2 separate regions of the Homo sapiens genome follow, and region 2 is linked to region 1. Evidence: chromatin loops called from intact Hi-C (ENCODE). Cell type or tissue: ascending aorta. All regions are shown on one strand. Links, peaks and the distances in the headings refer to the core of each region. The heading gives the core; the rest is flanking DNA.

Evidence for each region. A loop is a pair of places that touch in the nucleus more often than their neighbours do. Peaks named below come from ENCODE experiments on the same cell type or tissue, not always from the same donor. Only the 100,000 strongest peaks of a DNase experiment are listed, where the experiment ranks them.
Region 2: a loop joins it to region 1, with 4 times the contacts of the local background. A loop is called at or near these places in 3 of 110 quality-filtered maps.

Annotation. Positions count from the first base shown.
Region 1 is chr18:62,434,403-62,440,085 of GRCh38, reverse strand. No RefSeq gene overlaps it. Among named protein-coding and RNA genes, the nearest start is that of ZCCHC2, 86 kb to the left of the region's middle. In ascending aorta, for the core only: no CTCF peak of the experiment used is centred there; DNase peaks (open chromatin) are centred at 1,945, 2,455, 2,795, 3,175 and 1 weaker place; H3K4me3 peaks cover 1,496 bases; H3K27ac peaks cover 4,037 bases.
Region 2 is chr18:63,976,931-63,982,613 of GRCh38, reverse strand. It overlaps SERPINB8 (serpin family B member 8), which reads right to left. Exons shown (of 7, transcript NM_002640.4): 2 at 4,138-4,315; 3 at 2,676-2,813; 4 at 776-893. The coding sequence starts at 4,305. Among named protein-coding and RNA genes, the nearest start is that of SERPINB8, 9.7 kb to the right of the region's middle. In ascending aorta, for the core only: a CTCF peak has its summit at 3,057 (motif pointing right); a DNase peak (open chromatin) is centred at 3,043; H3K4me3 peaks cover 1,150 bases; H3K27ac peaks cover 838 bases.

The sequences.
Region 1 (5,683 bases), core at 360-5,359:
TCACTGGCCATCAGAGAAATGCAAATCAAAAGCACAATGAGATACCATCTCACACCTGTTAGAATGGCAATCATTAAAAAGTCAGGAAACAACAGGTGCTGGAAAGGATATGGAGAAACAGGAACACTTTTACACTGTTGGTGGGACAGTAAACTAGTTCAACCATTGTGGAAGTCAGTGTGGCGATTCCTCAGGGATCTAGAACTAGAAATACCATTTGACCCAGCCATCCCATCACTGGGTATATACCCAAAGGACTATAAATCATGCTGCTATAATGACACATGCACACGTATGTTTATTGTGGCACTATTCACAATAGCAAAGACTTGGAACCAACCCAAATGTCCAACAATGATAGACTGGATTAAGAAAATGTGGCACATATACACCGTGGAATACTATGCAGCCACAAAAAAGGATGAGTTCATGTCCTTTGTAGGGACATGGATGAAATTGGAAATCATCATTCTCGGTAAACTATCGCAAGGACAAAAAACCAAACACTGCATGTTCTCACTCATAGATGGGAATTGAACAATGAGAACACATGGACACAGGAAGGGGAACATCACACTCTGAGGACTGTTGTGGGGTGGGGGGAGGGGGGAGGGATGGCATTAGGAGATATACCTAATGCTAAATGACGAGTTAATTGGGTGCAGCACACCAGCATGGCACATGTGTACATATGTAACTAACCTGCACATTGTGCACATGTACCCTAAAACTTAAAGTATAATAATAATAATAAAAAAGAAAAAAAATTGTTAAAGCGATTTTCTCAGGCAAAGTGCCCTGATTAACTGAATCTTCCCAACCAATGACCATGTATGCGACAAAGGACCTGGCGACTGAGCCTGTTGAAGGTCTGCTTCCCCAAGGTGTAAAGAAAGAGATTAGTTCCCCACCCCCTACTGCCTCATGGGCCTTCTCACGGCAACCATTGCTTACAAAAGGGTCTGATAATTTTATGTTTTAATGACCCCATTTCCAGCACCAAGTAGCCTGTGATTGCCCCCATTTTTCTCGGGTCATTTGCTTGGCTGCTGAGCTGACAAAGCTGCCGTAGGCCTTCAGTTTACATTCAGAATCACTGATGCGCCACAGCAGACAGCGTAGAGAATGGACTCAGCCTCATCTGAGCCCCAACATAGCTGCTGGGTGCTTGGGTCCCACAGCTGCTTTGTGAGTGAAGCCGTGCCTCAGTTTCCTCACCTGTAATATGAGGGTATTTATACCTACTGTCTTAGTTTGGGTTTCCTCTCTCCCAAGAGCAGAACCTGAGTGAAGACTTGGGAGCAGGTATATTATTTGGAAAGTGTATTAGTTTGAGAAGGCTGCTGGAACCGATGACCACAAACTGGGTGGCTTGAAATAACAGAAATGTATGTGTCAGAGTCCTGGAGGTCAGATGTCCAAACATCAAAGTGTTGGCAGAGCTATGCTCTTTCCGAAGGTCCCAGGGTAAAATCGTCCCCTGCCTCTTCCTCGGCACGCCTGGGCTTGGAGCGGCATCCCTCCGGTCTCTGCCTCCGTCGCCACGTGGCCTTCTCCGTGTCTCTGTGCGTCCCTTTCCCTCTCTTATGAGGACACTCTCATTGGATTGAGGGCTCACCCTAATCCAGTGTGATCTCATCTCCCCCCTTAATTACATCTGCAAAGATCCTGTTTCCAAATGAGGCTGTATTCTGAGGTTCTGGGTGGACGTGGAATTTTGGGGGAATGCAACTTAGCCCCAGCACAGGGCTCATGGCTCCTTTCAGGTCCTAATCCCGGACTTACCCCATGTTGACCTTTAAGACGGACTAACTTAATGGGTATGCGACTTGGACGTCCTAGGAAGGGTAAAGGGTGTGGCTGGCGCTCAGGGTTCCTTCCTCACCACTCACCCCGGCCGAAATGTCCACATAAATCATTTCCAAACGATTTGACTCCACCTTCAAGACTCAGTCCTCCCAGAAATAGGAAAGATCTTCAAGACAGCTGCGATTCTCAAGGCGATGAGGCACATGAGGATCTCTGGCTGGGGGAGGGGGCTTTACAAAGAACATCTGCCCAGGAATCCTGGGAAGGATTCAGGAAGGAGTGCTTTACCAATGAAATAATTTCCACAGTCAACTGCGGCCACTTCTGCCGAGGTTTTACAGACCTCAGGTGTGTAACTTCTGTTTTAAGCTGTGCTTAGCACTTCCCAGCAGCTCGTTGCCCCTAGTGCTTGTTTGGGGGGTGGGGGGGTGGTGTGAATGGAGAGAAGAGTAAGGTTACCAGGCTGCAGCTCCCTGAAAGGGCAAACAACCGGAATTTCACATTTCCTGGAATAAGCAGCCTGAAATGTGTGGCAGGGACAGCAAATCGAATTTGGCTCACTAGCTGAAATCCCCTGTCAGATACGTGTCTGGGCAGAGTGCTGGATTAGGGAAGATTCTGAGGCTCATCTGGGCCAAGTGGGCAGAGCTGTGATAGAGTCGCAACGTGCCACAGACATCCCCAGGGACTCCTCAGGGCATGTGCCACAAATGTGTCATCCCTGGTGAATAGCTTTTTTTAGGACAGCTTCCTAAATGTGTTGTTGCCAGACATAGGTGACAAATTTAAAACACACAAATAAACAAAGTCATAGAAATGAGCTGTTTCTATGCTATTACTCCTTTGCCATATTTCTAAAGACATCTGGTTACTCAATGTAAAACCTTGTGATTTTTGAATCATAAATTCTCAGTGGCAAGGCACTGGGTCTATTTATACTCTCTAGCTGAGTACGTGCCCGATATCAGTTGTGTAACCGGGATTACTGGGCCTGGGCCAAGCCTGAGCTAAGCTAGCTGGAGCTGGGGTGGGTGAGTAAGGAGAAATGGGGATGAGGGTGTTCTAGTTCCAGTTCTGCCCCAAAGGGCTGCTGTATCACCTTGGGTGGTTCATTCCAAGCTTTGGCATCTCAGCTTCCCCATCTCTAAAATGGGAATAATGATTCTACCCCATCCTGCGTCACAGGTTGGAGTGAGATTGTGTGAGGGGGTGTATGGAATGGAAGCATGGCCTTGGGCCGAGCCAGAGTTGTCCTTTAGAACTCATTCCTGCACACTCTGAGGGCAGTGCCATAAAAAATAAGAATGTTTGCATGAGGCGGGCATTGCCCAGGAAATCCAGCTCTGATTGTTAAAAAAGACATCTGGAAATCTCCAGGGCCTAATGGTTCTGAGGATGCCAAACAAGGAAACCAGCTAAAAAGTCAGCAATGTCCCCGGGATGGGGACAAGGAACTGCCTGCGGCCACGCCTGAGGGAGGGAGCAGCGGTTTCAGGATCTGAACTTTCACTTCCTTGACACCATCTGCAGCAGCCCAGGATGGCCCAGCCAAGGCCATCTGACCTCCTAGCCAAGCCCTGAAGGGGCCTGAGAAATCACTCAGTTAAATGTTTGCCCATTTGCTTGTTTGCTTGTTTTTGTTTTTGAGATGGAGTGCAGTGGCGTGATCTCGGTTCACTGCGACCTCCGCCTCCCGGGTTCAAGCGATTCTCCTGCCTCAGCCTCCCGAGTAGCTGGGATTACAGACGCCCGCCACCATGCCTGGCTAATTTTTTGTATTTTTAGTAGAGAGTTTCACCATGTTGGCCAGGCTAGTCTCGAACTCCTGACCTCAGGTGATCCACCCACCTCAGCCTCCCAAAGTGCTGGGATTACAGGAGTGAGCCACCACGCCTGGCCTTGTTTTGTTTTTAATGAGGAAGCAGAAGGAAAAGTCATTTTCGCCAGGATCCCAAAGCTAATTAGTAGCTGAAAGGGAACAAGGACTCCGCTTCCCAGATGCCAGGGATAAAAGAGTACACAGGGAGCCAGAGGGAGACCCCAGAAAGAACCCTCTTCTTCCCCAGCAAGAGCTGGGCTTGAGAGATGACAGGGATGTGTTATTGGTGGGTTCCTTCATAGCGAAAGGGGTTGTCACTTGAGCAGGAGGAAAAAACCTGTGAGATTTCTGTCTTTTAAATCTATTTAATCCAGTCAATAATGAAATCAGTAAGAATTCTTATGATAGTCAGAAGGGTTGGATGTTCCGGAGATCTAAGCTGTGCACGGGAGGCCACTGAATTTTCTGGTTAAAGGCTGCAGTAGATTAAGATCTATGGTATAGCAAGGGAGGGCAGTGGACAGTCTGCCCTGGTGCAGGCAATGACGGGGGACATTGTCTGCAGAGAATTTAACAACACTAATAAAACGATCTAAGCACGGCTCTACGTGTTGGCAATTCTATATAATGTTAGGGACACAGTACTCCTCCTCCAATCATCTTTTGTTGGTCTAAGTTCTAAACAGCTGTGGTTACTGTTGAGTTTAATAGTATAGCTTCCGCTTAAATTAGCACATTTTTACTGTTTATCCTTTAGTAAACATTGTATTCCACATGGAAGTTAATTTGGCTGTCAATTCACAAGCACTCCGCTACACGTGTCTGTTCCAAACAGTGGATGAGAAGTAGACAATGGGAGTGATTGTAGGCAGAGACAAGGAACTTGAATGACTTCAATTCTGTCATTCTCTGCAACCTCTGCAACCAGGCAAAAATATATTCAGACTGTCAGAATGCACCTTGAACAGGTACACCAAGCTTTTTAAAATCGTTCCTTGCAGATCAGCACGGAGAAATGTGGAGAGGGGGCTGTTACCTCCACCAGAAGAAAAGGTGATTGTCAGGGAGAAAATGGACAGTTACATAGAAAAGAGAATCAACAGTCAAAGAAGAAGTGTTGGATGAAATGATCCAAGGTGCCAGTCTTAAATTGCCAGAAGAAGTTTCAGAGGCAGTGTTTGGACACCTCAGTCAATTTTACCAGGAGCTGGACAGAACACAATGGTTTAAGTAAGTCCCTGCTTGCTGTCATTCAGCTGCTTTCCCTGATTTTTGCAGAAAACTTGAAAACCAAGTATAATAGAAACGTATAATACATTTCCCGGTGATGGTTTTCTTAGTGAAAAATGTTCAACTGTGGAGACATTTGAAAGCTGCTACAATAATCCATCCTGAAGAAACAAAGACTTGAAGTGTATTGCCATTTCCGGAATTTGTTGTGCAATGGAATCTGCAAATTTATCCTTATGTTTATGGCTTTTCTGAACTTCTTGTATGCTTTTGGCTACGGGGGAAACAAAACTTCAGAAATTAAGATGAGTCAAAAGTATCCCTCTGCCAACAGTGAGTGAAGCTAGAATAATAAACCTGGCTACATTGCATATTAAATGTGGCTCTGCAAGGAAAATCAACTTTGATTAAATCACTGACAAATTTGCAGAAGTCTCAGAACCAAAAACTATAATGTCCCATGCATTAGCAATATGTAGGTAAAAGTTCTTCCCCTTTTCTCAGAAAAAGACCAGAATTTAAAAGTATTTACTTTTTTTCCTTTTTTGGCAATGTAGTATTTATTTATCTGCCATGATTATATATGTGAAGTTTAATAAAAGAAAAACTGGGGCTGGGCGTAGTGGCTCACACCTGTAATCTCAGCACTGGAACGCCAAGGCAGGAGGATTGCTTGAGCCCAGGATTTTGATACCAGCCTGAGCAACGTAGTGAGACCCCATCTCCACCAAAAAAGGAAAAAAAACAGAGGCAGGCATGGTGGCAAAAAGTTTTTTTGAGACAGGGTCTTGCTCTGTTGCCCAGGCTGGAGTGCAGTGGCACGAC
Region 2 (5,683 bases), core at 364-5,363, 1.5 Mb before region 1:
GGCTTTCAGTAGAATCAGGGGCATTACTTCTGCTGGACACACAGTGGTTGCGACATAGGATGGAATGGATGCAATAATGAGTGCTAGGTTGGCCCTTGAAATAAGTGACTTAATTCCTCCACCGTTTACAAGTATCGAAATTACTTGTTAGGTATTTAGGATGCTTTAAAGTATGACTCCCCCTTTTTCCTACTGAAGTAAAGAACTGGCAGAAATATTTCTGGTGGGATGGAATGTGGTCTGGGCAGGGAACACTGCAGGCTCCATGTCGCTGCACCTCCAGAATAGGGAACAAATTCAGAAAAGGCCACACTCTGAGAGCAAATGTAGCCATGGCCAAGTTAAAAAGGAAGGAGAAGGCTGCAGATCAAACTACTGAGCTGTCCCATTACCACGCGGAGGAGATAACATGAGAGCATGAAATGTTGCCCTCTCTAAGCCGCAACTTAATTGAATGCCATTCTGTCTCCGAGCATGGAAGGGCCTCTCAGATAGAAGATTAACAGAATTCCAAGGAGGAGCCATTTTCCAGGGATTTTCCAGCACGGTCCACAGGGGAGGAGGTCAGAGATTCAACATTAGTTTTAGAAATCAGTACTTCATGATCTGATAAGAAATGACAGAGTTGCATTGCTGGCCTGTAAACTCAGCAAACACATACAAACAGGCCTGTGGTATGCAGGTCACAGTGGCAACACCCTGGGAAGTCCCATCCCAGTCAATCTAAGCCTCGTTGTATAGTAATTCCAAATCAACAGAAATGAAACTGTCTCACCTTCAGTCTTCTCTGCCACCCAGTCATTTATATGCTTCCTGCACTCTTCAGTGTCTTCAGCAAAGGACAACTCCTCCAGCTCTGCCTGATAGAACTTCTGACAGTATTCTTTAAAGTCCTGCAAACACAAAACACTGAGTTTAGTCTCATTTGGTAAAGGTTCCCACAAATGCAAAAGCATTTTGTTTTCTCTTACTGCATTTCTACAATAAGTGCTTGGACAGGTCACACTCCACTTCAAGGTGCATGCGTGCAATTAACAAAAATGTATGGGCCACCTATTCTTGCCTGGTACTGGGCAAGGTGCTTGGCTTGAGGAGGTCCACAGCCTGAGAAGAGGCAGCTGAGACACCCAGACACTTACAGGACATCATGAGCTGCCACTATCCACAAAACATCACAGGAGCATCCTTGTCAAACGCTCTCCACTGACTTTAATATTGCTTCCCTCACTAGGCAGTCTAACACACTTTTACTCATTTTGCATCACCAGCACCAACTACAGTATTGTGGTTTTGGTTAAACGAGAGGCTTTATAAGGGAACTAGATTGTTAAGAAATCGTGTTGAACTGCAAAGAAGGAAATAGCATTTTAGATCTGGGTCATATGGTTGGTTGGAAGAATACAGAGCAAGGAAGGCCCCATGGGAATGGAGCGTGATAGGCCTGGATCATAGGGTGTGTGTGCAACTGGGTTCATACGTGTGCATGCGTGTGAACATCTGTGTGCATGAGTGCACATGTGTACATGTGAGTGCTTGGGCACCTGCATGTGTGTGGATTGCATGCATGTTTGTGTGTGTGTGTACATGTGTATGTGTGTTTGTGTGTATCAGGGAGGGGATTAAGGGAAACAGTGGCAGGGGAAGAGCCTTGAAATGTAAGTTGGGGTCCAATCAGAAAAGTCCTGTACCCAACACATTAAAACCCAGATAACTTACCTCACAAAAACCTGGCTTTGGATATAATAGGCCTGGAAACTGGCTCCCAGCCTCTGTCCATTCCCTGTTCTCAAATATTTTAATTTCAGCCAAAGAAAGAGGATATAGAGGGAAGGAGGAGCCAAGCCACCAGGAAAAGTAGAGGTTGGCTCCCTGTGTCCCAAGTATTACAACAGTAGTAGATCAGGCTGATGTTCAAAAATGAAATGGATTCATCAGGAGATTCCTGGGATCCAGAGTCACCTTCTGAGGTAGATAAACCCAGAGCAGGCAAATTCCGGGAACAGCACCCAGCAGCTACCAGGACAGGGATGTATTTGAGCCTTAGAGGAGTCCTCTCAGAACCTCCAGCCAATAGGATGGCCAAGCTTGCTGCAATCAGTTCACTAATTTTAAGACAACATCACCCTGCATATCAGGTGGCATGATTTTTGAACCTCACTGATTGCATTATGCCAGGCTGGACTAGGGAACCTTGGAATTATATGCTGAAGTAAATAGAAACTGCTTAGATTTAAAACCTCAATTTTATGAACAGATTTTCATTTTAGAAAGACGATTGTGTCAGTTGTAGGTGCAATTCAGAAGAGGGCGGGCAAATTTAAGAGAATTTGAGAGGCTACCTCAGCAGGAGGCAGCCGAATAACCACACTTGGGACTGGGGAGGAGCTCTGTACAGCGTGTTGAATGATGTGGTCACTCAGGGACAGGGAATTAAGGGGGAGAAGCAGGGCTGCGTGCAGGAGAATTGACATATTGGGATTGATAACAGGGATGGGTGTATCAGTAACAATTTACAAAGGACGTAATTCAGAAGTCATCATAAAATCTAAAATTGTAATTTCAGAAGTGTAATTCCAAGCACGTTTTAAGTCAGTACAGTTATACTTTATTATCTGCTCTTCTGTAGTCTAACTTACTTTCAATTTCTTTGTCATCAATATGTGAATACTACTTACTGGAAGGAAATCACACGTCTTTTCTCCAAAGAGTCTGTTGGCAGTTCTAAGCAAGTACTGAGTGCCAGTTCTGTTAACTTCACTGAGAAGTGACTGGAAACCTCGGTGAATATCTCCGTCTTTGTATAAACAAAGTGCCTGGGAACAGAAACCAACACTGACTTTTAACGCTGCCATTATACTCTCCCAAAGAGCTTTCTCCAAACAAACCTCTGTACTAAAAAAACCACACAGGATCCTACTTTAAAAAGGTTTGGCCTAATTGTCTAGCACAGGGTTTCTCAACGTGGGCAATGCAGCATTGACATTTGGGGCCAGGACACTTCCTTGTCTCATATAAGCATTGTAGGATTTTTGCAGCACTTCTGGCTTCCATCCACTAGATGTCAGTAGCACCTCTCAGTTATGGGATCTAAAACTCCAGGTCTTCGCAAGGGTCCCCAGGAAGGAAAAATTCACCCACCGACCCCTACCTCCCACCCACCAGGTGAGAACCACTAGTCTAGCAAATTTATTCATGCCAGCAAGGCAGTGTGCGATAATTCAGGGGGAAGGCAGAACAGAAAAAAGTAAGTAACTGGGATGAATTACAACTCGGGTAATACAAACAAAAGCAGCAATAAAACTAAAAATGTTTCATCTGCAATTTTACAGAAGTTCTCCAGACCATATTATAAATTAAATGTCAAGTCAGAGTGAGAATTAAGGTTATTCCTATATCTCTCGATCACCCCCAGTCCAAAGCCTCACTCCTCCAATCAGTTGAAAGAAACAACCACAGAAGGATGTCAACTGGGGTCCCTGGGTGCATTTTAGGAGACTGTCTATACACTCCTGATATTGGTGGCAAAATGATATCCATTTGGCAATTATCTGGGACATCTTCACCAATAGTCAGAGAACTGTTCCTAAAGCATTATCCCACACCTCGTTTGTAGATAAGGTCATACATCACCATTTTGAATCAAACAGATTATATATTCCTCAAATCACTCCAGAAGATATAAGTCCACACTTGTGTTACATTCCTCTTCTAGGATGCATAATCATGCACTAAAATAACCCACTTAACAAAAAGTTAATCTACGCACCCACATGTCTATTAAAAATATAATGTTAGCAAAAGTTTAAAATGTAACAAAATTGGAATATTTTGCTTTCTTGTGGGACAGAATTATACTTTATCCTACTTATCAAAGATGTGAATTTGCCAGACTGTATTGATGATCTGATCTAGAGAAAATAACTCTATGGCTTGACTTCTCCCATAAACATCAGAGGAGATGATCTGTCCAACACATTTCACCTTTCTACCCCTTTCTGCTCTTCTCCACTGCCGAGCTGCTCCTCCTTCTACCTCCAGCTCCACAGGCCTCAGCTAGAGCAAAAGTACAGAAAGACAGCTGTATGGAAGCACAAGGGAAACACACTGTTCTCCTTCCTTTGTGACAAGCACACATACCTGGGACATCTGGGCTGCAGTGCTTCCCTTTGCCCCCATGAAGACCATGGCCAGGGCAGAGGAGATGCTCATGGGAGAGAAGAATACGTTTCTTGAGTTGTCCTCTTCCCCCAATATTTTAAATAAGCTGATGGCAAAAGTGCCATTTGCTTCACAGAGGTCATCCATCAGAGAAGGTCTGCATCAAAGGCACAGCAGGGAAAAGCACATAAGCCAATGACTCCGGTAGCCACGCAGTCATTCATCCCCCAGTCAGTGGACGCTGAGGTGGTAGGTGGAAGAACCACCCTCCAAAGACTTCCACTCCTAATTCCCAAAACCTGTGACTACATGATCTGCCCTGGCAATAAGGACTTTGCAAATGGTATTCAGTTAAGTATTTTGAGATCTGAGATTATCCTGAGTTATCCCAGTGGGCTTAATGGAATCACGAGCGTCCTTAAAAGAGAGAGGCAGGAGGGGCAGAGTCAGAGACAGAGACATGAGGACGGAAGCAGAGGTCAGAGGGATAGGGGCCACTGATGAAGGAATGCAACCTCCTCGAGAAGCCAGAAAAGGCAAGGAACAGATTTTCTTCTAGAGACTCCAGAAAATAACATTGCTATGCTGTACCATTTTGGACTTAGGACTTCCAGAACCATAAGATAATAAATGTGTGTCATTTTTCAGCCACTAAATTTGTGGTAAAGTGTTATCACACCAATAGGAAACAAAAACACTGGTTTATTCATAAAATAGCCAATCTCAGGGCCTATGACTTGTATCCCTCTTAGCAACAGGGGCACAGACACCCTGCAACACCTGCTTACTTCCTCCCTTGGTATAGCAGCAGCCAAAAGGTCTTTGTGCGGACGGGTGTGGTGCCTCACACCTGTAATCCCAGCACTTTGGAAAGCCAAGGCAGGCAGATCACTTGAGGTCAGCAGTTCGAGACCAGCCTGGCCAACAAGGTGAAACCCCATCTCTATTGAAAATTCAAAAATTATCCAGGCATGGTGGCGGGCACCTGTAATCCCAGCTACTTGGAAGGCTGAGGCAGGAGAATCACTTGAGCCCCAGGAGGTGGAGGCTGCAGAGAGCCGAGATCACGCCACTGCACTCCAGCCTGGGCAACAGAGTGAGACTCCATCTCAGGAAAAAAAAAAAAAGATCTTGGTGCCAGGCACTGTTTTCAGCACTTTCCATTATCACCCAATAACACATTGAGGTCAGTATAGTTATTGCCCCACTTTAGAGATGAGAAGACTGAGTGAGGTTTAGTAACTCATTCCAGAACCCTCAGGTAGTCATAAACGCCTGGCACCCACAGTTTGATTCCAGAGCCTGAATTCTTAATCATTACACAAAATCCCCCTATTGCTGCTAATTATCTTTCAGTTTAATGTCTCCAATATAATCTATAAAGAATGTTCTAAAACTTATATATGTAATTCTTTATCAATAAAAACTGTATTTCTGTCATCACTTCCTGTGAAAACAGCTAGATACATTTCACCAAATTTGGAGGGTTTGTTTGAGATAGGCTGGCCTGAAATATGAGGCTACT